Linked DNA regions of Mus musculus: all the other regions are linked to region 3. Evidence: chromatin loops called from intact Hi-C (ENCODE). Cell type or tissue: left cerebral cortex. All regions are shown on one strand.

Evidence for each region. Hi-C counts contacts between places; a loop is a spot of excess contacts. Peaks named below come from ENCODE experiments on the same cell type or tissue, not always from the same donor. Only the 100,000 strongest peaks of a DNase experiment are listed, where the experiment ranks them.
Region 1: it touches region 3 in a loop (7-fold over the local background); 15 of 42 quality-filtered maps call a loop at or near these places.
Region 2: it touches region 3 in a loop (5-fold over the local background); 4 of 42 quality-filtered maps call a loop at or near these places.

The regions. Positions count from the first base shown.
Region 1 is chr9:123,446,995-123,454,994 of GRCm38, reverse strand. It overlaps Lars2 (leucyl-tRNA synthetase, mitochondrial), which reads right to left. Exons shown (of 21, transcript NM_153168.3): 15 at 2,150-2,250; 16 at 1,602-1,784; 17 at 116-285; 18 at 1-35. Among named protein-coding and RNA genes, the nearest start is that of Gm40586, 13 kb to the left of the region's middle. In left cerebral cortex, CTCF peaks have their summits at 4,614 (motif pointing left) and 7,664 (motif pointing right); DNase peaks (open chromatin) are centred at 4,602, 6,206 and 7,690; H3K27ac peaks cover 304 bases.
Region 2 is chr9:123,379,841-123,387,840 of GRCm38, reverse strand. All of the region lies in intron 3 of Lars2 (leucyl-tRNA synthetase, mitochondrial), which reads right to left. It overlaps Gm46137 (a long non-coding RNA gene), which reads right to left and starts at 6,182. Exons shown (of 2, transcript XR_001779329.1): 1 at 1,314-6,182. In left cerebral cortex, no CTCF peak of the experiment used is centred here; DNase peaks (open chromatin) are centred at 2,399, 2,959, 3,366, 7,699 and 2 more places; H3K27ac peaks cover 2,091 bases.
Region 3 is chr9:123,500,135-123,508,134 of GRCm38, reverse strand. Limd1 (LIM domains containing 1) reads right to left here. Exons shown (of 8, transcript NM_013860.2): 2 at 7,903-8,000. Among named protein-coding and RNA genes, the nearest start is that of n-TRacg2, 25 kb to the left of the region's middle. In left cerebral cortex, CTCF peaks have their summits at 543 (motif pointing right) and 3,613 (motif pointing right); DNase peaks (open chromatin) are centred at 568, 3,623, 3,972 and 4,542; H3K27ac peaks cover 1,686 bases.

The DNA of each region.
Region 1 (8,000 bases), 53 kb after region 3:
TTCAGGGCAAAGTCCTCTGTGAAATGAGTGGTCACCTGTTGATAAAAATTGATTTTTTTTTTAAACTCACTTTCTTCAAAAATTCCTTTTCCAGAAAAAAGAGTGATCTTCTGACCTGAGCTATGACTGCATTTTTGTACTCCCAGAGGTTTTGGGCCTTGGTTTTCTCCTTGCTGTTCAGCAGCTGAGGCTGAGGGACTGTCCCGGAAGTCCTTGCCTCGATGAATCTTGTTGTCAGGGACCACAACCGCTGTTGCCATCTTAGCACTCCAGGGAGTGCGTCAGCTGCATTTTGTGGCAATCAAGAAGACAAAAATGTGTGCTGATAAGAAGGGAACAAACAAAGCCCCACGGTCCTCCCAGAGTCAGCCACTACTTCTTTCCGGATCTCTGATGTCCTGAGCAATGGCGGCAGGGCCGCTCAGCAGTTGCTGCCTGCCCTGGGATGGGCATCAGCGCACTGCCTTCAGGTCAGCAAACTTGCTGTGACAGATATGCCTGGGGCTACCAGGGTGCTTAAAGGTAGTTGCCACTACTAGTGAAGCTGGGATCTCATGAGGACAGGTGACAGTGGCAGTGGCAGTGGCAGTGGCTGCACAACATGCTGGGGAACAGCCCTGCAGCACAGCCAGCTGACAGCTCCTCACCTCGCCAGGTGTGTGTTAAGTATTCCAAACATGTTCACGGACCTGGGGAAGCAGAACAGGTCACACTGGTGGCTCTGGGTGACACAGCTGACCAAATAAGTTGGGTATAGATAGACGCCTAAACTCTGACTACTGGGTTGTGTATTCTCAAGAGTGGGGACACAGCGGAGACAACTGGAGGCTTGTGAAAAGCAGATGTGGAGACTTGCCCATGTAGAAAGGAGAAAGTTGAGCTACTGCCTAGGTCCTGGGTTCTACATGTCCTGCCTCTGTTACTTAAAGGTAGTTTGTTAGGGCTTTCATCTGCCATGACTGTCCAGATCCACTGCTATAAGACATAGGGAGAAACCAGACAATCCTCAGATAAAACGGACTCCTCCCACAGTCATTGGCTTTCACTCCCCAAATCTACCCCAGGCAGATCATAAGGGCAAAACCAAAGCTTTGGAGAAACAAATCTCGTGAGGGAAGTCAAGCAGCAGGGAGTGGCTGGTAGGCTGCATGTGGTCCCCGTAGCCAGGCATCATCTTGATTGAGGGAGGAGGACTGTGTTCTAGAAAAACTTTTCAAGGAATGTTAAAGAAGACTGGCCTCTTTGTAGTTCAGCAGGCCTAAGTAAGCCCAGAGGGTTGGTCTTTAAGGAAACAGTTGTCCAGAGGCCTCACATTATCATCGGCACAGAGCCTGCAATGGTGTGGATTTCCGGGCCCCACCACCAGCAAGTGTAGATTGAGGACTGGGAATGTGCACAGACTCTGGGACTCCCCTCCACCCCCATCCCCACCACAGGGACCCAAGGCCCCTGAACAATGGAGAGCTAGTGCCTTGGAGAGGGACAGAAGTCTGGACAAGATGACTTCTAGAATTCTCTATTACTGTTTCCAGCAAGAAACACTTCCTTCCCCAGTTCCTTCAGAGCCCAGGGCAGCCTGTAAAGGAAGCAGGCAGACTCACTCTTTACATCCCACAAGATGTCCTTCTCAGGAGGGGCTGCAAAGAGGATGTAGAGCCGGATTGTGTCAATTCCATATTGGGCCACAATCTCCTCAGGGTCCACCCCATTGTGTTTGGACTTGCTCATCTTCTCCCACGTCACCTCTAACTTCTCTTTTGTTTTTGCACAAACAGGAGCAGGACCTAGATGCCAAAAGAGTATTCAAGAACAAGACATGATGGGCAGGGTAGAAATTCCATATTTTGAACTTTGCTTCGAGGCCTGTGGGCAAAGATCCTGGAAGACTCCGCGCTCTGAGTCTGAGGCTCTCTCTAGCAATGGGCTGTCAAACAAAGCTAGACAAGGTAGAGATGTCCAAGCAAACACTCTGTTACACAGGATGGGGCTGGGTATCAGGGTATAACCAGTCCCAAGAACAGCCTGCAGAGGCCTTACCAGGATCTTAGACTTTACACCCAGGTGGGGTCCAATAGCAGATACTAAAAGCTTCCTAAGAGCTTCTAGACCTTCGTTCTTACCTGTCCGAGCCAGATTGGGCCCTCCTTACCTGTGAAATCTATATCCTCCTTCTTCAGACACTGTCCAGATGGAAGGCGGAATGTCTGTCCCTTAATGAGGCCTTGGGCCAGTAGTTTATGGAAAGGTTCCCTGAGGAAAGATCACAGGGAAAAAAGAGAGGGGGAGATGGAGCAGCCAGGACTCAAGGCATCCAGAAATCATCACTATGGACCACACCTTAGAACAGGATCCTGGGATATGGTGTTAACATTAAGTCAGAGCAGCAGCCAGGTCCACTTTGCACTGAGCTGAGGTGGAGAGAGCACAGGCCTCAGATCTGGAAGGCCTGGATCTCACCAACTTCTACCTGAGCCACAAAAGCCACTTCCTTGCTCTGGGAGTCCAGTTTGCCAACCTATAAGATGGGAGGAAGAAAAACTTGCCAAGTTATGGATGGGAAGATGGGTTCAAGTGACTGCATGAAAACAGAGCCCGTGTCAGCTGCCCATCAGGCACAGCACAGAGGGGCCAAGAGGGAGTACTGAAGGCTGTCCTTGTGAAGGGTGCTTACTATTTCCCTTAACACAGGACCTGCTTAGACTGTCTTAAAGTTTTAAATCTAATGAGTTGGACAGGAATGGGTCATTTCTGTTAAAATCAAAGGATTATCTACCTGTTCTTCCTAGCCTATTACACTCTAAGGAGACAGCTACCAACAGCTGGTGTGTGTGTTAGTTGCATATCACGTGTGGTGGTTTGATCAGGTTTGGTTCCCATAGACTCATGTGTTTAAATGCTTGGCCCATAGGGATTGGCACTATTAGGAGGTGTGGCCTTGTTGGAGTAGGTGTGGTTTTGTTGGAGGAAGGATAACACTGCGGGGGTAGGGCTTTGTGGTCTTATATTTGCTCAAGCTTCACCCAGTGTAGAATTCCAGTCCCCCTTTGCTGCCTTCAGATCAAGATATAGAACTCCCAGCTACTCCAGCAGCATGTCTGCCTGCACACTGCTATACTTCCTGTCACACTGATAATAGACTGAACTTCTGAACCTATAAGCCAGCCCCAGTTAAATGTTTCATGTGTAAGAGTCGTCTTGGTCAGGGTGTCTCTTCACAGCAATAAAACCCTAAGACACCATGAGAAAACAACATGACCAAGGCAACTTATAAACAAAAGGATTTAACTTGGGGCTCATGATTGAAGAGGGTTAGAGTTCTTGACCATCACAGTGGGGAAGCATAGCAGCAGGCATAGTAGGTCCTCCAGAAGAGAAGCCAGTGAACATAACTGCTGAGCCATCCATTGTTCCAGCCTGTGCTCCAATAAACTTCCCCCAATCCCTCTGACAATGTCTCGCTCTGAAGCCTTGGCTGGACTGGAACTCTCTATGTAGATTAAACTCGGAAATCTACCTACCTCTGTACCCTGGGTGCTGAGATTAAAGGCATGCACCACCACAGTCACTACAATGGTTTATTCTTAAGAAACACTCAAATTCTTTACCCTATATTATTTTATTTTCGAAGAATCTGCCTGATTCACTTGATGCATTTCAGCAAGTAATTCCAGACACCATCCTATGCAAGTATTTCATGTTGCTCTGGACAACTAGAGATTCGTTCAGTTATACTGCCATGGCAGACCTTCCAACATCCTAGCTCTGGGGTGCAACGTCACTGACATGGGGTTGGGGGGGAGGGGTGGGCAGGTATTGGGAGCTTCTACTCAGGGAATCAGAAAACCAGAAACCTAACCACAAGTTATAAACCAGAATAGTCTTGCAGGCTAATCCCAGAAGATCCTTACTTCATGTTCAAGGTTATCTGATTTAGGCGAGTACTGGCCCAAGTGGCCCCTGCCCAACAGCTATGGGTAGGTAGTAACAAGGAGGAAGACATTTTCTAGTAGATTCAAGAGAGCAGATGGGGCAGACAAGAGAGTGAGAGAGATGAGGGCCAGGAATATTTCTGATTTTTGTGTATATCAGTCCCATGCTGCACCATAATTTCCTCAGGGTCCAGGTGCTAAGTACATGTTCTGCCTGAGATGCATCCCACCGTCCTGTTCTAAGGGCTTTTAGTGAGTATGTATGTATTTGTGTGTGTGCACACGTGCATGTAACACATGCATAGGAGTAGATGGAAACAGTGGTGGGAGACTGGAGAGATGGCTCAGTGGTCAAGAGCAGCGGCTGCTTTCCAGAGGTTCTGAGTTGAATTCCCAGCACCCACATGGCAGCTCCCAACCATCTATAATGGGATCTGATGCTGCCTTCTGGTATACAGCTATGCATGCAGACAAAGTTCTAAAACAAGTAAATAAAGTAAAATAAGTAAATAAATCTTTATAAAAAAGAAGCAATGGTGAGAGATAGGGCACATTTACAAAGGTGGAAAAAATCAAGTACTGTTAACATTCAAAAAGAAACGCTGTTATTTATTATCTATCATTGGGGTTTTGTTTGGTTTTGTTTTTTATATAATCAAGTGACCCACCACTGCCACCTTCTGGGGATGTGTAGAATTGCAACTTGCCAGCCAGACCCTAGAACTGTACTCTAGCTTTTAAATCTCCCTCTCTCCCTTTCCCTTCTTTCTCTGTCTCTGTCACTGTCTCTCTCTCTCCCTGTCTCTCCCCCCTCCCTTTCCATCTGTCTTTCCTTCTTCCCTCTCTCCCCCTTTCTTCTTCCCTTTCCCTCTCCCCGTCCTCTCCCTTTCTCTTTTCCTCCCTCTCTCCTCTCTTCTTCCCTCTCCCTCCTCTTCCTCTCACTGTCTCTATTTCCACCTCCTCTCTCCTTCCTATGTTCAAAGAAAACTGTCAAATGACATTTAACAGTCACACTGAGAAGTACACTAGTTCTGGGGTAGGTACACCTTGATGAATCTTCATGACAGACACCTGTGTAAACACAGACACGCAAACAGCACCTAGCATGCCGACCCACTTCCCCCAGGCACTCTGTCTCCTCTGCCACCTGACTAGTTTGACTACTACCAGAATCACTTACTTTTTTATTTCAAAATTACTTCAAACAGTTTCTGAGTGAGGGCCCAAGGCTGTCCACACTGGTCCTTTTCCCACAATTGGCAGGTCTCCTGTAGAACAGCTGCACCAGGACTAAGACTCTGATAATGAATGTGTCTCAATCTCTGAAATTTATGCTACTAGATCCATCTAGACCCCAGCTTCTCCAAGTTACAGCCCAGCAGGCACTGTCTCAGACAGATGATTTAGTATAGGGATGATAAAACTTGGCATGGGAAAAGGGGTAGGAGCTGGAGAGATGGCTCAGTAATTAAGAGCACTGGTTGTCCCAGTGATTGCCAGCACCTATAAGACATCTTACTGTCTTTAACCCCAGTTCCAGGGATCCAATGCCTTCTTCTGGACCCTGGGGCACTGTACATATGTGGTGAACAGACATGCACACAGGCAAAACACCCACATAAGTAGAATGTTTTTAAAATTGCATGAGTTCCAGTGGCCTGGCTATGGTCCCCCAGGCTCCCCTGAGCCTCAGCAGCACTTCATTTCTGCAGACTTCTCTGAGCCAATGTGATTCTCCTAGAAAGGCAGATGTGGTCTACTAAGAATGAGAATGAGAGACTCTTGCATCCCAGTACTGTCTTCCAAGAGCAGGAGGGTGGCCCAGATTCTCCTGACCCCTTCAATTGCACCTTGGAGGCAGATTTTTTTTTTTTTTTTTATCAACAGTGAAATATAACCTGTGTAAGCAGGAAGACAAGTGCTGGAATCTTCACCGTTTCTAGGTTAGTCCAGGTTCCTCCTCTGTCCTACCTTTAAAGGGTGGAAAGAAGGAAGAGAGCAAGCAAGCTCAGGATATTCTAAGCATAGATTGACAGGTTACTTTTAGTGTTATTTATAATGAATACTGAAGCCCTGGACAGACAGCTGCCCACTCCTCTGACTGCACCAGGTGGCTGCTGATGCAGAACCAAGAAACCAAGTTGAGGCCTGCCCTCACCCAAAATTACCAGGATCCTCCCTGGGTCTCCTTTTTGCAGACTATATTCTGTAAATGGCTGCTTTTTAAAATTATTATGTAATCACTGCCAAAGTCTGGCTGGGTGTGGTGGTGCACACCATAAATAATCCCATGGCTGGCTGTGGTGGTGCACACTATAAATAATCCCAACACTGAGGGAGGAAGAACAAGAGTTCTAGGCTGGTCTGGGCCAGGTGGTGAGTACAGAAAAAAGGAAAACACATAAAATTACCATGAGACCATGACAGTAAAAGGACACAACCCACAACCAGCAAATCTGTTTTCACAGATACAAAATGCAAAATGGACTGAGTAGCAGATCCTGAACCACAAGCATTTTAACTAATTATCTGATGGGCCCAGTGATATCAATTTTTAGTGTTCTGATGCAGAAATGTTGTTCTCATACATCAAAGTCTCTGGGGGTAAGAAGCAGAAGGCCAGTTTCAGGACTCAGTTGCACCCAGCATGGTTTTCATACAGTAGAGTTCTAACCAGAGCTGGCAGAGTGGATAAGGGTGGAGCCTCCAGCACCCTCATTCTAACGAAGCTAAATCTCTGTCTGCTTTATGGAGAATCTGAAGGTTATAGACGTAGTTTTAGGTTGAGACAGGGCCAATCCTACTACCTTTGCCCTCTGAGTAGTGGGATTCCAGGCATGTACAAAAGTCAAACATTCTTATCTATCAAACCATTTAAAATAGGGCAGGCAAGATGACTAAGTGCCTGAAGATGCTCGAGGACCTCAGTTCAATCCCCGGGACCTACATGGTGGGAGGAGAGAACTGACACTGCAAGTTGTCTTCTGAACCCCAAAGAAAACAGACAAGCACAGGCCCACCCTCGTGCACACACACATAAACTAATACCTTCTCACTATGCAGCTCTCGAAGGCCTAGAACTCAAGAGATTTGCCTGCTTCTGTCCCAAGGTAGGGAAATATATATCTCTATCAATCAACCTATCTATCTATGTTGACCCAAGATTTCAATGTTAGGACTGACTCTTAAGATATACTTCCCTTTCTTGCTGAGAAATAAAACATCACTCTTTTAAAAAATAATAATATATTACAAAAATAAGTAAATGATTTAATCAATTATGACACACTATGCAGAAATAAAAAATGGGAAATATGTATGTTTTGATGGAGAAAACCATCAAAATTTCCACAAAGTCAAAAAAAATCAAAGACTCTATTCAAACCACCACAGTTATTTGTTAGCATTTGCCAGTAATACTGCTTTCTTTAGCTACTTCAATCAACAGCACACATATCTGCATACGCATTTCCTTTCTTCAGCCCTGTCAATGCCTTTTACATACCAAGTTTATTTCACTTTTCTATCAATTATATCATTTAAGTATTGTTTCTGCAGTTCTATGCTATGTTTATTTTCTTGTAACGGTATCCCATAAGCAATTCATAAGTTGATCATTAACAAATACTAAATATACTAATTTAAAATATTATGTGATTAATAATAAGTAATTCTTAAAATTTTATTTGATGTGTATGAATATTTTGCCTACATGAGTATCTGTGCACTCCATGTGTGCAGTGTGCACAGAGGCCAGAAGGGGGCACTGGATTTCCTGGAACTGCAGTTACAGGTGTTAGTCACCATGTGTGTCCACAGAATCAAACTGGGTCCTCTAGAAGAACAGCCATTGCTCAGAACTGCTGAGCCATCTCATCTCTCCAGCCCACGACAGCATGCTTTGCAATTTTAGATTTTAGTATAGAAATGGCCATCCGTTTATATATGAATTATATACTAGAAAGTGTTTTCCTTTAATTAGAAGATGGCAAGATAGGTCTTTTAAATATATATAAATAACATTCTCAAATAATGGTTAGAATAGTGGTACTGCATGGTAATTTCCTCCAA
Region 2 (8,000 bases), 120 kb after region 3:
CTTTAAACCAGGAAGGCGCCTGGTCATAAGCCCCGGGGACCACATGCAGAGCCCGTTCCCTTGTGGTAGGATGTCTCACTCCCAATGGAGGAGAAATAGAGAGTAAAGACCTAAGCAGCACTGCAATATGCCCAAATGCCTCTGTCCTGGCAGCGGACTGTGTTCTGATAGGCTAAATGCGTCCGTAACTCCAGCACTCAGGAAGCTCAGGCAGGAGGATTGTGAGCTCACAGTTATCCCGGGTCACACAATAAAACCCTGCCTCAAAAACAAAACTCATGGTTCACAATCTGGCATGTGATGTTATCTCAGGGCTCCGAGTGGTAGAGAGCCCGCTGAGAAGAGAAAAGTTACAGACTGAATCCCAAACAATGTAAAACAAAACAAAAAGACAGCTATAGTTTCTTACTCTTGACTTCTGAGCCAAGACTGTCCAAGCCATTCACCTGAAGAACTTTACACTCTGCTGGGTTTTTAATGACTTGGCGTCTTTGTATCACTAAGCTTCCACAGTTAGACTACGTGACTATTCCTATAGCCCACATGTACAAACATGGCAATCCGCCCTAAAGACAAAAGGGCACTGCATTTATATACTGGGGCCCAGCTAGGTCTGGAGGTCCATACCTATGATTCCAGCTACTTGGGAAGCTAAGGAAGTACAGAGAGTTGGAGGCAAACCTGGGCAACAAAATAAAGTCCCTTCTTGAAATAAAGGAATATATGGCACACCCTGAGCATTCTTGATTTCCTAAGCTAACCCCTTTTTATTTTCTAAGATAACCTCTTCTTGGATGTGAATGCTTCCTACAGCTTTTTTCCAGATATTTGACCTATTTTTATAAAGCTACTTAAGATATACTTTTAAATATCCATCATGTCAATTTTGGAACAGTAGGAATGTGACATCATGGAAGGTAGCAGAAGATAAAAATGATAATTTTAAGATAATAAATGTAAAAATATTCAGAGGCTGAATCAAGAAGTACCAGTTGCTTAAATTAGAAATCAGAACACTTCAAAGTCTGAAAAACCACAATCTCTATCTAGTTTTCACAACAAATACTCTAGTATGTAAGTTTGGATGAGCAGCTACGGTGACTCCTAAAATTCAAAAGAGCAGGACATCATCACTAGCTCAGACCTGACAGAGACACCATGGCCACCTAGAGCCCAGGAGACAGAGGAAGCAATGGGCAGGGCCCAAAGCTGATATGAGGGCAGGAGTGTAAATGCTTATCACATGGAGCCACAAGGAGCTGGGCAGTGCCTGGGGCAGGTGCCGGGGGAAAGTCCCTGGCTTATCCACTTACCTGCCCTCCAATTCCACCTAGGTTTCCAATGCCTCAAATCCAGCCACAGTCAGAGGGAAGGACTCATGAAACACCACCACCCAAGGTCGGTCAGTGTTTGCTGGGGGTGGGTGGCAGAGACAGAGACAAAAAGACAGAAATAGAGACTGATTTTCCTCACTGGTGATAGCTACTGGTAAGTAACCCTAATTAAACTCATTGGATCACAAAATCAAACAGTCACAACAAAAGACCAGCTAGGCAGCTGATCCCACAGCTTGAGAACCACAACTTAATAGAAAGCAGGGGTGGAACTATGTAAGAACACGACTCAAAGAGGAGTCAGAGCTGGCTTCTATTGTGGAAGATGGACCACCCCCATGTGACTTCTCAAAGGAGAGTCAGAGCACGATATTACGGCAGATGGAACATCTCCATATGAGGTCCCAAGTGGGAGTCAGAGCTGGGCTATTGTCATAGCACATAGACCATTTCATTGTGTGGTTCTCAAGGAGTCAGGCTGGCTGGTGTCCTCACAGACCAGAGGCTGCTAGCCCGAGATATGTGTCAGAGCTCTGTAAGTCAGACCAGAGCTGGAAGGAGAGTGAGGCCTGGGCAGGAGGTCTTGGCTACCATTGGAGTACAGTCCTCCAGAACTAAGTACCTGGGCATTTCAGGGTTGGCAGGTGGGCTGTAGGCAAGCTGACTCAGCAAAAAGGACAGAGGGCTGAGAGCCATGCTACAGCCTGGTTTATGCTGCATTATTTTACCAGAGACAAAGTGGGATCTTACGTACAAGTTTAAATACTTGAAGAAGGCAGTGGGGAACAAGCAAGGGGCAACTGTCCTTCTAACACAGGAAGCAAGAGTGAGCCATGCAGAGAAGGGTGGACAGGAAGGAGACGGAGGCATCTAGTCTCAGTCTGGAGACAGGAGCATGCCTCCAGAACAGGGGCCAGCCAGTTGGTAGCAATGGCCAGCTTCTCTCCCTCCCCCATAAAACAAAGCTTTATATTTGAAACCAATTCAGATTCAGATTCAGGCACCATGGTTACTGCTTCACAAAGAAAAGCTATTTTCAGTGTCTGGGCTTCTCTGGAGTGAGTTCAGCACTCTATTTCCAAGAAATGAGAAATGCAGTGTTTAATTTCATTTAGCCAGTATAATAAACCACCATTATTACAGAGTGGATATAAAAATCAACTACTTCAGAGTATGAAAAAAAACAGTGCAGCTATCCCCAAAGGGCATGGCTCCTGTGGAAACACAGAAGAGCCTGACTGGTGGGCAAGCCAGGCACTTACTTTCCAATGAAGGCACTGGACCAACTTGCCTTCTCTTCCCAAACCACACCTGAAAGCATAAGCCTGGAAATCCACTGCCCACCTCCTGATACCACAGAGATTTGAAAATCTGGAACTAAGTGCCACACCGTGTACTCTGGGCACATCACAGATACTAACTGCAAACTGCAAACTGAGGAGACATCCACAATCGTTTGCTCGCTGAGAATGTCCCTGGCACGTAGCCCTTGTGGGTGATCACACAGTAGTAATAGCTGCTAGACACTGAGCCCCAACTTCTTCCTGTACTTGCTCAAGGCTATGGCTTTCTGCCTGAGGCTAATTAATTAGCCCAAGCCCAGCTCTGCAAAGGTAATGAATGAGTGAGTACTTCTGATGCTTCATCACCCTGCTCCTGGACCAGAAGGTGCTGGGGACACCAGCTGAGGTGGGAGGCAGGGAATTTATTTTCCAACCATCTGTGCATACAACATATGAAAACACAACAAAGTCACCATATGGAGCTAAGCTTAAGTATGTCATCAGGCTTCTTTTGAGTTTAAGGAGCAGCCAACAGTCAGAACAGCCTTTTTTGACTGTAGAAAAAGGATTTAATTCTGGCTTTAAATGGCCCTTGAGTAAACGTGCAAGTCTTAGGAAAGAGTTATTGGGGCCACTGAAACTGGGTTACACTCAAAATGGCATTACACATTTTTTTGTTTGCTTGCCTTTTGACAGAGTCTCATATAGCCCAGGCTGCCCTTGCTTTCTTGATTTTCCTGCCTCCCCCTCTTCTGGGGTTCTGGGATTTCTGAGTTATGCAATACCTTTGGGTACACTACATGTCTGAAGAGGAAAGCAGCACATCACTGCTCGGATTTACCACCCCCAAACCACCTAGTACTCGCACAGTGCTTCTACAGTCTACATGTGTCTATGGTTAAGGTCGGCTGCTAAAGTCCTTTAACTCTCTTCTCACATGTCAGTGTGACTTGGGCTCAAACCTAGACAGCTATGTCTATTTTACTCAGCAGAGATGGCATTCATCCACCATGTACAAAACTGGCCCAGCTGCCTAGACTGCTCTTTCAAAATGTGGATACTTCCAGCCCTACCTCCACCCATAGCAAACTCAAGAGAAAACAGTTGCCTATATTGGCCTCAAAACTAATATTCCTCCTGCCACTGGCTTTCTAGCACTGTGATTACTGGTGTGCACCACCATGTCTGACTGGAAACAAAGAATTTTGTAAGTTGTAGAGTGTTGAAAAAAAAAAAGAGGGTTCTATGTACCCTTTAAACAGTTGACATGCTATTAACAAAGGAGTTATAGGGACTTTCTCTGTCCCCAAGAAGTTGAAATAGTATCCGGCAGATGACAGAAACACAGAGGACCTGTGAGCTTAGCTGAGGTAGTCTATGGCTCTGCCCATAAGTGCTGATAAATGTGAGCTACAGAATTGAAGGCCAGTTTACAGTTCAAGGAAGATTAAGTGAACCTTGAAGAATAGTAAGGGAAGCATGAGACACCTGGGAGAAAACCACCGAGGTAAGTAAGAACAAGAATATTCACTATGAAAAAAATTATGTACATCATTAAGAACTGTGGATTCAGGAGGTTTGAGCCAGCAGGCCAGAAAAAAAAAATCATTATAAAGGGGCTAGAGAGATGGCTCAGATGTTAAGTACACTAGACACCTATGGAGAACCTAGTAGGTTTTGTTCCTAGCACCCTCAGGGTGGCTAATAACCAACCATAAGTCCAGTCTCAGAGATCTGTTGTCCTCTTCTGGCTTCCCTGGCACTGGGTAAGCACAAAGTCACACAGTACACAGACATACACGCAGGCAAAACACCCATTCATATAAAATGAAATAAAGGAAAAATGTTTAAATTGTTATAAAAGAAAACTGAAATGCAGTTACATACAGTTTAAGGGTCCTGGATTAGCTCTGGAGGACTAGAATCCGAGAGTCATACAGGCTAGCTGGTCACTGACACAGACACTGGAAGGCTGTCCTGTTATCCGGTATAGGAACTCTGGGCCTAAGTAACAGCTTCCAAATGGAGGGCGTCACCGTCTTCTAAGAAGGATGATACACCTGGGTCCCACACCCTGGGCTGGAGCAACCTTGAGCCACAGGCTTTCAGGCAGCTTCATAAGAAACAAGGGCATGTCTGGTAACCTCAGGACCCCAAGCATTCTTACCTCATTTCCTCCCTTTGCATAATCTGAAAACCTTCAACTTTCTGAATTACCACTCTTGCCTACCCTCAAAACCAGACTGTAACCCATAGTCGCCCACAATACGGAACAGTCTGGAGCCTGGAGAGGATATTTGCATTGCACTACTGACAGGGTCAATAATCCAAACAATACATAAAAAACAATGTAGAGCAATAACTCGGCAACTAAACTACAGTGAGCAAACAAACCAGAGAAAAGGGAGCTATGTAAAAACTATACACGTGCATATTTTAGTCTCCATGGGAGGAACCAGGAAAACACAAACTAGAACCATGGTCAGCAAGATGACTGGGGCAGAAGTCTAACACCAGATGCAGTCCCTGGAGCCCACATGGTGGGTGGGCGAGCACTGACCTCTGCATGCCCACACATCAATAAAATAAATAGTGTAACAGTTCTGGCTGGGCTGGATTGCACTCACACCGATCCTCCTGCCTCTGATTCCCTCCTGTGTGCTGGGATTAGTGGTATGTGCACCACACTGGACCAATAAAAACCTGCTTTTAAAGTTAACGATTTAGCAGTAATGGAAAAGGCAAAATTTGACAGAGGTGTTCCCAGTTGACTGCCTGTTTTTTACCTAAAACATCAGTTTTATATTTGATACAGAAGGAAACCGAGAGTTTGTAATGAAGCTGGTGGTCAAGGGCCGTTTGTTGATCAAGTTAATTAACACAAGAATCCATTCACTCTTGTCTGGCTGTCCCAGAGCAGGTTCTCCCTCCTGTTTTGTATCAAGGACTATTTAGGGACCAGTACTGACATATGACAGCTTATAGAACCAGCAAGGTCATCCAGCAAGCCTTCTTGTATATGCTTCCTGTTGCTTTCTGAGAAACTGTCTTGCTGCATAGCCAAGTCTGGCTGGCCCCAAATTCCATCCTCCTGCCTCAGCCTCCCAAATGCTGGGCTTATAGACATGTGCTACCTCATCCATTGCCAACACTGTTGGCAAAAGAAAAGAGAGAGAGAGAGAGAGAGAGAGAGAGAGAGAGAGATGTCTATTTCTCATTCCACATTGATTCCACTTTTAAAACAGCCTGATGAGTTTTCACCAAATTTGGAACTGCACATACAATGATCTGACTTAAACAGGAGCTATCAAGATAAATATTTTCTGGGTAGAGATAGCTAGAGAGATAGCTCAGCAGTCAATAGCATTGGCTCTTCTTCCAGAAGAGCTAGGTTCAAGTTCCAGCACCTACATGGCAGCTCACAACCCTATCTAGTTTCAGTTCCAAGGGATCTAATATTCTCGTCTGGCCTCTGAATGCAACAGGCATATAAGTGGTGCATATCATGGTAAGTGCAGGCAAAACATCTGCACACATTAAAAAACAACAATAATAAAATAATTCCAAAATAAAATTTCTTAAACAAAGTAGCTGGGCCAGGCATGGTGATGCATGTCTTTAATCCCAGCACTTGGGAGGCAGAGGCAGGTGGATCTCTGTGAGTTCAAAGCAAGCCTGGTCTATAAAACGAGTCTAGGACAGCCAGGGCTATTACACAGAGAAACCCTGTCTTGAAAAACCAGAGAGAGTGTCTGAAGCACACGGGGAAAGGACAACCCAGCACACCTGCTCACTGTAGGAAATGGCTATTTTTGGTTGTCACCTTGACAACATCTGGAATTAACTAATCCAAGTGACTTCACACACCTGTGAGGAAATTGTCTTAATTAAATCATTTGAAGAGGGAAAACCCACCTTTAGTCCACATCGTTTGAGGTGGGAAGATCCACCTTTAATCCGGGCCACATCTTCTTCGGGCAGCCCACATAAATAAAGGACATGGAAGAAGGAAGCTTTGCTCTTTGCCTGCCTTGTTGTTGATGGCAAGTCCATTCTTTCACTGGCATTAAAGCCTGTTTCTTCAGGATTCTAGCATATATTAAAGACGTCCGGACTGGTGGGCTGAACAACAACTACTGGATTCTTGGACTTTCTGTTAGCAGACAGCCATTGTTGGACTAGGTGGACCACAACCTGGAAGCCATTCTAATAAATCTCAATCTCCAATCTCTCTCTCTCTCTCCTTCCCTCCCTCTCTCCCTCTCCCTCTCTTCCCCCCTTTCTTTCTATATACACATTTATTCAATCAGTTCTGTTCCTGTTTCTCTAGGGATCACTGACATTAACCCAAATAATGTCACATAATTACAAGTAACAGCATCATATTCAAGGCTCAGACTCAGCCAGTGGGCAAGCAGAAGGCATCACTGGCCACAGTGAGCGGCAGCAGCTTCACTAAGGCAGCTCTGAAGCCTGCTCCCAGTAGAAGACTACAGGAACTTCTTGATTAAATGGAGCTAATTCACTTTCCTGAGCAGCTCAGAGCAAATCAATCAGTATAAATCATAATTACAGCTATCATTGATTAAGGGATGTATTATGCACCAGACACGTGGCATATGCACTACCTAATGTGACCTCATAGCAACCTGAGGAGAAATCAGCCCCAGTGTCTTCTTCCCTCCCTCCCTTCTCCCCCTCTCCCTTTCTACCTTCCTCTTTCTCTCACTCTCTCTCTCCTTTCTTCTCCAGGGCCTAGATGCTCACCTATGCGCTAGGTAAGCCCTCTGCTGCTGCCCTATATCCAAAGCCATTCCTTTAGAGCAAATGAGGCAAGTGGGAGTCTGAGAGGCTACGTGACTATGCAGGGTCCCTCAGTTAGGAAGTAGCAGAACAGGGGTCAAACCAACGCTATCTGCTCTGACTTTGGGCTTCAGCTATGGGAGAAGACACCCCCTTATTTTATGGCCCTGAGCTGCCTCAAGGCTCTGATTCCTCATGTACATCTTCTGTTAACATCTCATCCTATCCAAGACAACTTGACTCCCACATATACCCCCCTCACTTACCTAACTGCTGGCAGGCTTCCCTATACTCTGGCACCAATAATATGATTTTGCTCAAATGCTCCAGCTTAGCAATGTGTCTGAAGCCTGCATACACTGATGGTATGTACTGATGGTATACACTTAAGGTGGCTTTTTAAAAAGACAAATATAGTTGAAAGTTAGTTACAGAATTTCACTTTACAGAGCCAGGGTGTAGCTCAGTGATAGCATACATTTCCAGCATGTGCAATATTCTGGGTTATATACTTGGGAATGAAGAGGGAGGGAGAGACTGTACTTTAGGCAAAGTGCCAATTAATTCGGTCCTGGGTTTG
Region 3 (8,000 bases):
CCTGAAACTTAATTTATAGACAAGGTTAGTCTCCAGCTCACAGAGATTGTCCAGCCTCTGCTTCCTGAGGTGCTGGGACTAAAGGAGTGGATCAACATACCTAGCAACAAAAGAAACTTTACTAAATCAGGTGACCACTGGAGGAGTGCCAAAGAAGTAGCCACCTTAGGAGTCATCTGTGAGGAGCCACAGCTACTACTATCCATGTGCAAAAGCACTGCGTGGTCTACAGATAAAACAGAAGCATCTTCAATGCCCTGGCGATAGAAGAGCTGGTAAACTAGATTAATATTCAACGGTATACATTGACCAAAGCTAAAGTGCTGGGTCTATCTACATCATTAACTAAACATTAATTAAACATGTCTAGAATTTGACATCCGTCCTTCTATCAAGTCACATACCTATCACTGAGTTTTGGTCCAATCTCTATGGAGCACCCACATTTCCCTGATTTGTCTTCAGACTTCCCAGAGGATGATGAACCAGTTAGAGATAGAACCAAAAATCCTAGGGGCTGTGGTTGAAGGCAGAGCACTAGAGGGAGCAAGGGTGCCACCAGGAAACAGGACTTCATTTCATGTGTAAAAAACACCAGCTCTGCTCCCAGGAGTCTGGTCTAGGAAGTGATAAAGACCCAGAGCTAGAAACCAATGCTTTGCTTTTCTAGGAATAGAGAAGCTGTGGAGATGGCACCGCTGTAACCATGGGGTTCCCACCCAGCCACTTTGTTCCCAGAAATAAGGCTGAATTATTATGAATAACTGCCCAAGTCAAAAGGTAGGGCTTAGTCCTCAACTAGCCTATAACTTATTTATCCTGTTTATTATTCTACTCTGTGAATGCCACATGGCTGGTTACCTCTTCTCAGGTTTATGTGACCATCTTTTCCAGAGTTTGATATGAATCTTTCCCAGAATTCCTGTCTCTCTCTGTCTCTCTGTCTCTGTCTCTTTCTCTGTCTCTGTTTCTCTACCAGATGTTCCACCTTCTAATCCTGCCTCAGCTCATAGCCTTCTTATTGAAAGTGATTCTATTTATACTCAGCAGTTAAGAAATCTTCATGCTCTAAGAGAGGACCTAGGTTCTGTTCCCAGGACACACATGACAAGTCACAGCCAGCATTGACTCTAGTTCAGGGGCTCTAACGCCCTCTTCTGGCCTCCATGTGTACCATGTGTGAAGGTGGTACACACAAAGCATTTGACCAAATATCCATACACATTTAAAAAATAAATCTTAATAGAAAAGAATAGCTCTATTCTAAAACCTACAAAGACCATCATTATGCAAAAGTATTAAATCTCCCATGGTGCAAGCAAACACACATGGAGGTGGGGGTTGCTCCCCTGTAACATCACCAAGGACTGTGAAGTGCTCACTCTCCCTGTCTCTGCATAGTTTCCTAAGCTAGGAGTAAGTGTAAAATCACAAACTCTTCCTGGAAAGGAAACTTTAAAGATGTTTATCTTGACTCCATGAGGCAGACTTGGCTTTGGGACAAAATAAAAAAAAAAGATCGATAAATATTTACTCAAAGAAGCAACTACATAAAACAGAGTACGTCTAACTGATGAACTGTTATACAGCCTTTTAAACTACCACATAAATAGTGTTTTAATGGTACCAGAAAATGCTTATGCTATAAAAAGAGTCAGAACACATTAGTGAGTGAAGAAAGCAAGCTGGACATGTGTATTTATGGCACAATTCCACTTTGGTAAGTATCACACACCCTACTGATAAATCACAGGGGCGGGGGGTGGGGGTGGGGAAGAGTGGCCAGCAGTGGTGGAAATGTAACAGGTAAAAGCTACTCTCCACTTTATCTGCTTCTAATATACTTGACAAATGGTGTTAGAAATTTCATTTTTCACTTTGTACATTTTTGTTTTGTTTTTAAAAATTATGTATAACAGAAAAATACTTGTTTAACTTAAAAAAAAACTATGTTATTAATTCTAAAAAAACATAAAATAATGTGAAAAGGAAAAAAGAGTAAGATTTAAATGTCTCAGCCATGTAAATAAGACAGTCGCTGGTGACAGTGCCCACGAGTGGACATTCACAGCACCTGCAGAATAGAGGCAGGCTTGCTTTTTTTCTTCTTTCCTTTAGCTCACCAAATGCTTAACAACTAGGCAATGCTGTGATTCCTTTTTTTAAGACCAAATCTTGCCATGTAGCCCAGGTTGGTCCTGAACTCACTATGTAGCCTTGGATGGCCTTGAGTGTACTGATCTCTTTAAAATCACAAGTTGGCTAGACAACTGTTCTTGCTGCCAGCCCTGTGCTGAGAAGTCTTGTGCCCGGACAGGAAGGGTCAGGGAGGAGCTTAGAGGACATGTCTGGTTTTTCTCTATTCTCAGTTTAAACATTAAGCACCCCACCAAAGACCCAAGAGGGTGGAGATGGTTCTGTGCCAAAAACCTTGAGCTTCAGTCCTCACTTCAAGTTAGAAACTATGTACAGCCTTCAAATTATTTGCTTTATCTTGTCAGAGTAAGAAAACCACCTGCTAACTGTCCTTCACATCCTGGGGCCGTGGTATAGTCTTTCTAATTTTAAAGATTTGTTTTTGTTTTTTTAAAGTTTATGAGTACATACTTGTGTATGTATGTTATATGTAGATGCCCAGGGAGGCCAAAGGATATTAGCTCCCCTAGAGCTGAAAGTGCAGGCACTTGTGAGCTGCCTAACACAGGTGCTAAGACAGGAAGGTCACTGGGTGCTCGGAACCCTGACACATCCTTTCAGCCTGGGCTTTGTGTGTTTTAAGGAAGAATGTTCAATCCTGTTGTACATGTTCACTGCTGAGTCTGTCATGTCACCTGACTTCCAGGAAACTCAGTAGTCATTGCTCCTGAAACTCACCTCCTACTCCAGATTTGAGATTGGGGAAGTGATTCACTAGAGTGAAGCAGAAATAGAGCACCTGTCTATCACTATCACTGAACAGAGCAGTAATACCAGACTTGATCACTCCTGGCATTAACATGAAACCATACTTCAAGAACACACTCAACTTTGGCGGTTTCCTTTACTCCCATAAAAATATACATTCCCCCAGTAATAGTATGGAACCCAGAGCTTTGTACAACAGGCAAGTGCTCTACTGCTGAGCTATAATCCCATCAAAACATGATAAATGAGGAATCCTAGTCTCATCCAGGTAGCAAGTGAACAGCTTCACCTGATTCTGAAGGCGTCTAACCAGCTGCTTCTCTAGGCTACCTACCCCACAGTCCTAATTCTGGTAGGGCATTAACCTATATTCTCCCTTCCTCAGTGGATGCAAATGAAGCTTTCACTAGTTACAGAAGTCTTTACACACTGGGTTCTTTGTTACATACTGTCATAGGTAAGTGTAATCAGAATTCTCTAACAGCACATATTTGGATAAAGCAAGACTGTCTCTAACTCATACCTGGAGGCAAGCTAAAACTGCTACCTGTTTAGAGAAAGGAGGCACGAAGGGAGAAAGCCAGGAAACACCAGCCTGGAGAGCAGGGAAGCAGAGAATGCTTGATTCAGGCTCAGTCACTCCCCAGGGGGCAGGAAAAACAGACACAGACTCACCTAGACCATAGATGCTCATTGGCTAGAGCACAGAGCTACCACTAGGTGGTGCTAAACCAAGGCAAGAGCAGGACAGACTGAGGCAATCAATCCGTCCCAATGAGAGCCCCAAACTGGCACAGGGTGTTTAGGAAGTAGCATAGATTATCTCATTAATCTTGCTATAATGCAACCTTCCACTGTAGGCATTTGAGCCTAACTTACTGCATCTTCACTAAGTCTGCCTTTGCTGATGGGTAAATAAATACTAAAGAAGTCAAACTTAAAGGCTGGAGTTGAAAATATTAGAGTTAAGAATCAAATACAGGTCTTCCTTGGGCAAAGTCAGCAGTCTCTTCACAATACACAATCTCTCCGTTTCTGTTCCGTAAGATTGCTCTCTCAGAGAGTATGGAACACGGTGGAGGAGCAGGTAGCTACTGCCATGTGTGGCTATCAACACATGAATTTAACTAAAGTAACTTTAATGGTTCAAAGTATATTCCAAGTAATGGATGGCCACTGAGACCACAATTTTAGGACATCTATATTGTCACACAAAATGATTCCTAATCTACTTCTTCAAGCAGCCTTTGCCAGGGACATTTTCCTCAGTACTGGGGGTGGACCCAAACTGTCTGGGGTGATTATATAAGGCCTTACCTACTTTCTCCCTTTTAGCCTGTTCCAGAAAGTGCCAAAGGGAACCCCACACGATTGTCACAAGTCAGCACACTCCTTTCTTCTCATTCCAACCCCAGCACCACCAGAAGAGAATGCTCAGCCAAGTTTCTCGACAGTGTGAGCCAGCATTGCCTAGGCTGCTCCTGCTTTCTCATTAGGGAGAACCAACAGCTTTCTAAGAGCATCCTGTTGGGGACATAGCCACCACAGGTGGGTAGGGCATGAGCAAGGAAAAGTAAGACCACAGCACATGTGTCCATGGCAACCAAACACTCAAGGGCTGAGGAATTCATCAAGAAACAAGAGAGCTCGAACAACCCACATAGATGTTCACACTTCCACTCCCTGAACGCAGTTTCTGGGAATAAATGCCAAGGAAACAGCTCAGTGATTTGGGTTTTTTGTTTTGTTTTTTCAGAAAAAAGCAACTGAATAAAGACATTTAATAACTCATAAGCCAGACTGTGCAGTGACTAAGTGGGTTACCATGTGAGCACTGGTGCAATTACAGCTGCTAAGTAAATGAGGAAGCACTGTAAATGTATTCTGGTCCCAACTCTAAAATGTGTACAGATTTGGATAAAAAAGGAGGGGAAACACCAAAATGAAGACAGATGCACTACAAGGCGAAAGCAATAGGCTTCTTCTGTCTTTAGATTGCTCTTTGTGGCTATCGTGTGGTTCTCATATCTAAAATGAGCTAAACACAGCTACTCATCAAGGGGTGGGTGAGTGAGCAGACCATGTGAGAGCCTGTTATAGTGCCCACACCTAGAAAGACAAAGGTCTGCCTTGGTCCTGCTGAGACGCCTTATGTAGCTTCCTAAACACAAAGTAGGTGAGAGTGAGTCTGCTGCCAGCCTCTCATGTCTACAGAGATATGAGGCATCCTGACCAATGCTCAGAAGAGACAACTGTACATGCCGTGGCTCCTGGATTGCTTCTCAGTCTCCTCCAATTGGCACTGTGGTCCTCTGACTCATTCCTTTAATGTTAGGACAAGGATGCAGCAAGGTGGCCCTTTTGACACATTATCTTCAGTTTTCAGTCTGTTTTCTATGCTATAACTGGATAGCACAATCTGAATAATGTATAAAGAAAAAAGGTTACTCAGTTCACAATTCTAAATGTCCCAGGTGGGAAGGCCATATCTAATGAGGGTCCTCTTGCTAAAGGGGACTTTGCAGAGGCCAGAGGTAGCACAAGGCATCTCAGAATGATAGAGATCTATTCTTTTACTAAATGCCTGTGCTTCCCTAAAATTCTCATGCTAAGATGCCAGAGTCCAACGTGTTTGTACTAGGGGGAAGATGTTAAGAGATGGAGCCTTGTGAAGAGGCCAGAGCTGTGAGGTGACACAAAGAAGTCCTGTTCTGAGAGCTTCCAACCCCCTTCTGTGAGGACTGCAGGAAAGCCATCTATGAACCAGGAAGCAGCCCCCTTAAAACACTAAAACACTAAATATGTTGGTGCCTGACCCTGGCTTCCCAGACTCCACTGTGAGCAGCCAATGCAGCTATTTACCAGCCACTTGGTCTGTGATGCCTTGGTACAGCAGCCCCATAGTCATCAGTAGGCTCCTGCCTGCTAACAGCTTTCCTAACTGCCTGAATAATAACTGCCTGAATTTTTTTTTTTCAAAAAAAGTTTCTACTTGTTCCCTGGTAAACAGAGCAATGATTAGGAAACAGTTGTTAGACTTCCCAGGGAAGAGCACACTGACTGGTTACCCTGCAGCAAATGGTCAGTCCGGAAAAAAAAAAAAAAAAAACAAGTAACAGCATACAGGCTGCAGCAGGCTGCGTTAGGAATACACACTCACACACATCTGTAACAGCATTTAATGAAAACAAGAGGCCATTGATTTGAAATAAGGCAAGGAGGGATATATGGAAGTGTTTGGCAGGAGGAAAGAGAAAGGAGAAATAATATAATTATGTAATACTCTCAAAAATTCAAGGAAAATAAAAATTAAAAAAAAAAAAAAAAACAGTTGAAAGAGCCAAAGACCAAAGGTAACTTTTCTTTTGAACATGTTGCTCAGGTTATCCTTGAACTCATTATGTAGCGAAGGATGATCCTGAACTCTTGATCTGTGTGCTGGGATTGTAGGTGTTCACCATCATGCCTGATCCACATGGTACTGGGAATGGTAGCCAGGGCTTGAACGCATGGTAGGCAAGAATTCTACCAACTAAGATGTATCTTTCCTTCCCTCCTTCCTCCTTCCCTCCCTTTTTTTCTCTACCTCACATCTCTCTCCCCCAACCTCTCCACCATGCTTAAACGTGAAGTGTGTACTAAGCTTCATCTCAATAAATTCACTAACTTTACTTCACTCTGATCCATCTTAAATTCCTTTTTTGGGTATAGTCAAGGGCCTGGCTTTACCTGAGCAGAAGGTCCCCAAGGCTGCACCCTGACACCAATGACATTTTTAAAAATGTTTTTATTTTATATATGTTTTGCCTGCATGTATATCTGTGTATCGTGAATATGCCTAGTCCCTGTAGAGGCCAGAAGGCATCATATTCCCTGAAACTAGAGTTAAGAGACAGTTATGAGCCTCTCTGTAGGTACTGAGAAACAAACCCAGGTCCCCTGGAAGAGTAACTAATGGGTTACTCTAAGCCATCTCTCCAGCCCAACCAATCATATTTCATGTATATGTTGTCTATACACTGTTCTTTACTTTTCTCTAGAATGTATGTGCTATGATGTTCACACTCTCGACACTCTCCACTTTAGCAGAGTTGGCTTACTTTGCCAAATCACCTAGAAACGATGACCAAACTCATGGATGAACTCATTATGTGAATTAAGACACAGAAATGATAGAAATTGTTCCTGTATGGTTCTATGACCTAGTGGAGAAGTGACTTTCTTTCTTTTTTCTTTCTTCCCTCCCTCTCTCCCTCTTTCCCTCTCTCCCTCTCTATTTCAAGGTTCCTCTGTGTAGCCCTGGCTGTCTTGGAACTCACTCTGAACTGAGACCCACCACACCACCACCCATCTCAAGTACTGAGTGCTGAGATTAAAGATATATGCCACTAGGGCTCAGGCTAAAAGATGACTTTTAAAGCAGGAAGGAAGGGCAAAAAAAGGGGAAGGAGGAGAGAAGAACCCTTTTAAAAAAATCTCCTCCACATTAATCTTCAGCAGAGGTCAGAATCAATCCATGGCTGAGTCAGACACACACACATTGGGCCTGACAGACTCCACAGTGAGCAGCTGACTCAACTGATGAGTGAGCAGTTGGCTCAACTCATCACCTCACACGAGGTATAGCAACTGAACAATGGTCCTCTAGCTATGTGGCCCTGAAGTACGGGAGATAACTGACAGGGTACTGAGCATCTCTTCCCTCTCTTCCTGAGTCCTCCACGGTACATTACAATTCTAACGTTATTAAGGACTACTTCGAAACCTCTCAACTTACTATCACTATCTGAAGTACTTAGAGATAAGTCTCCTCATTTCATTAGCTTTGTACTGGGAGTTAAGAATCCTTACTCTAAAGGATGATCCACTTGGAGCATGACTCCATGGTAGAGCAGCTGCCTAGGGTGTAGGAAGCTCAGGGCTCCATCTCTACAGTCTTACCTCTCCCCACTCTCTTAGCCTGTGTTCCTCTTTCCACCCCCACTGCTGCACACTTACTGCAGGCTGCACAGGTGAAGCACGCATCGTGGTAGAGATCTCCCATGGCCTGACAGGCCTGGCCAGCTCCAAACACCCCTTTGCTGCATTTCACACAG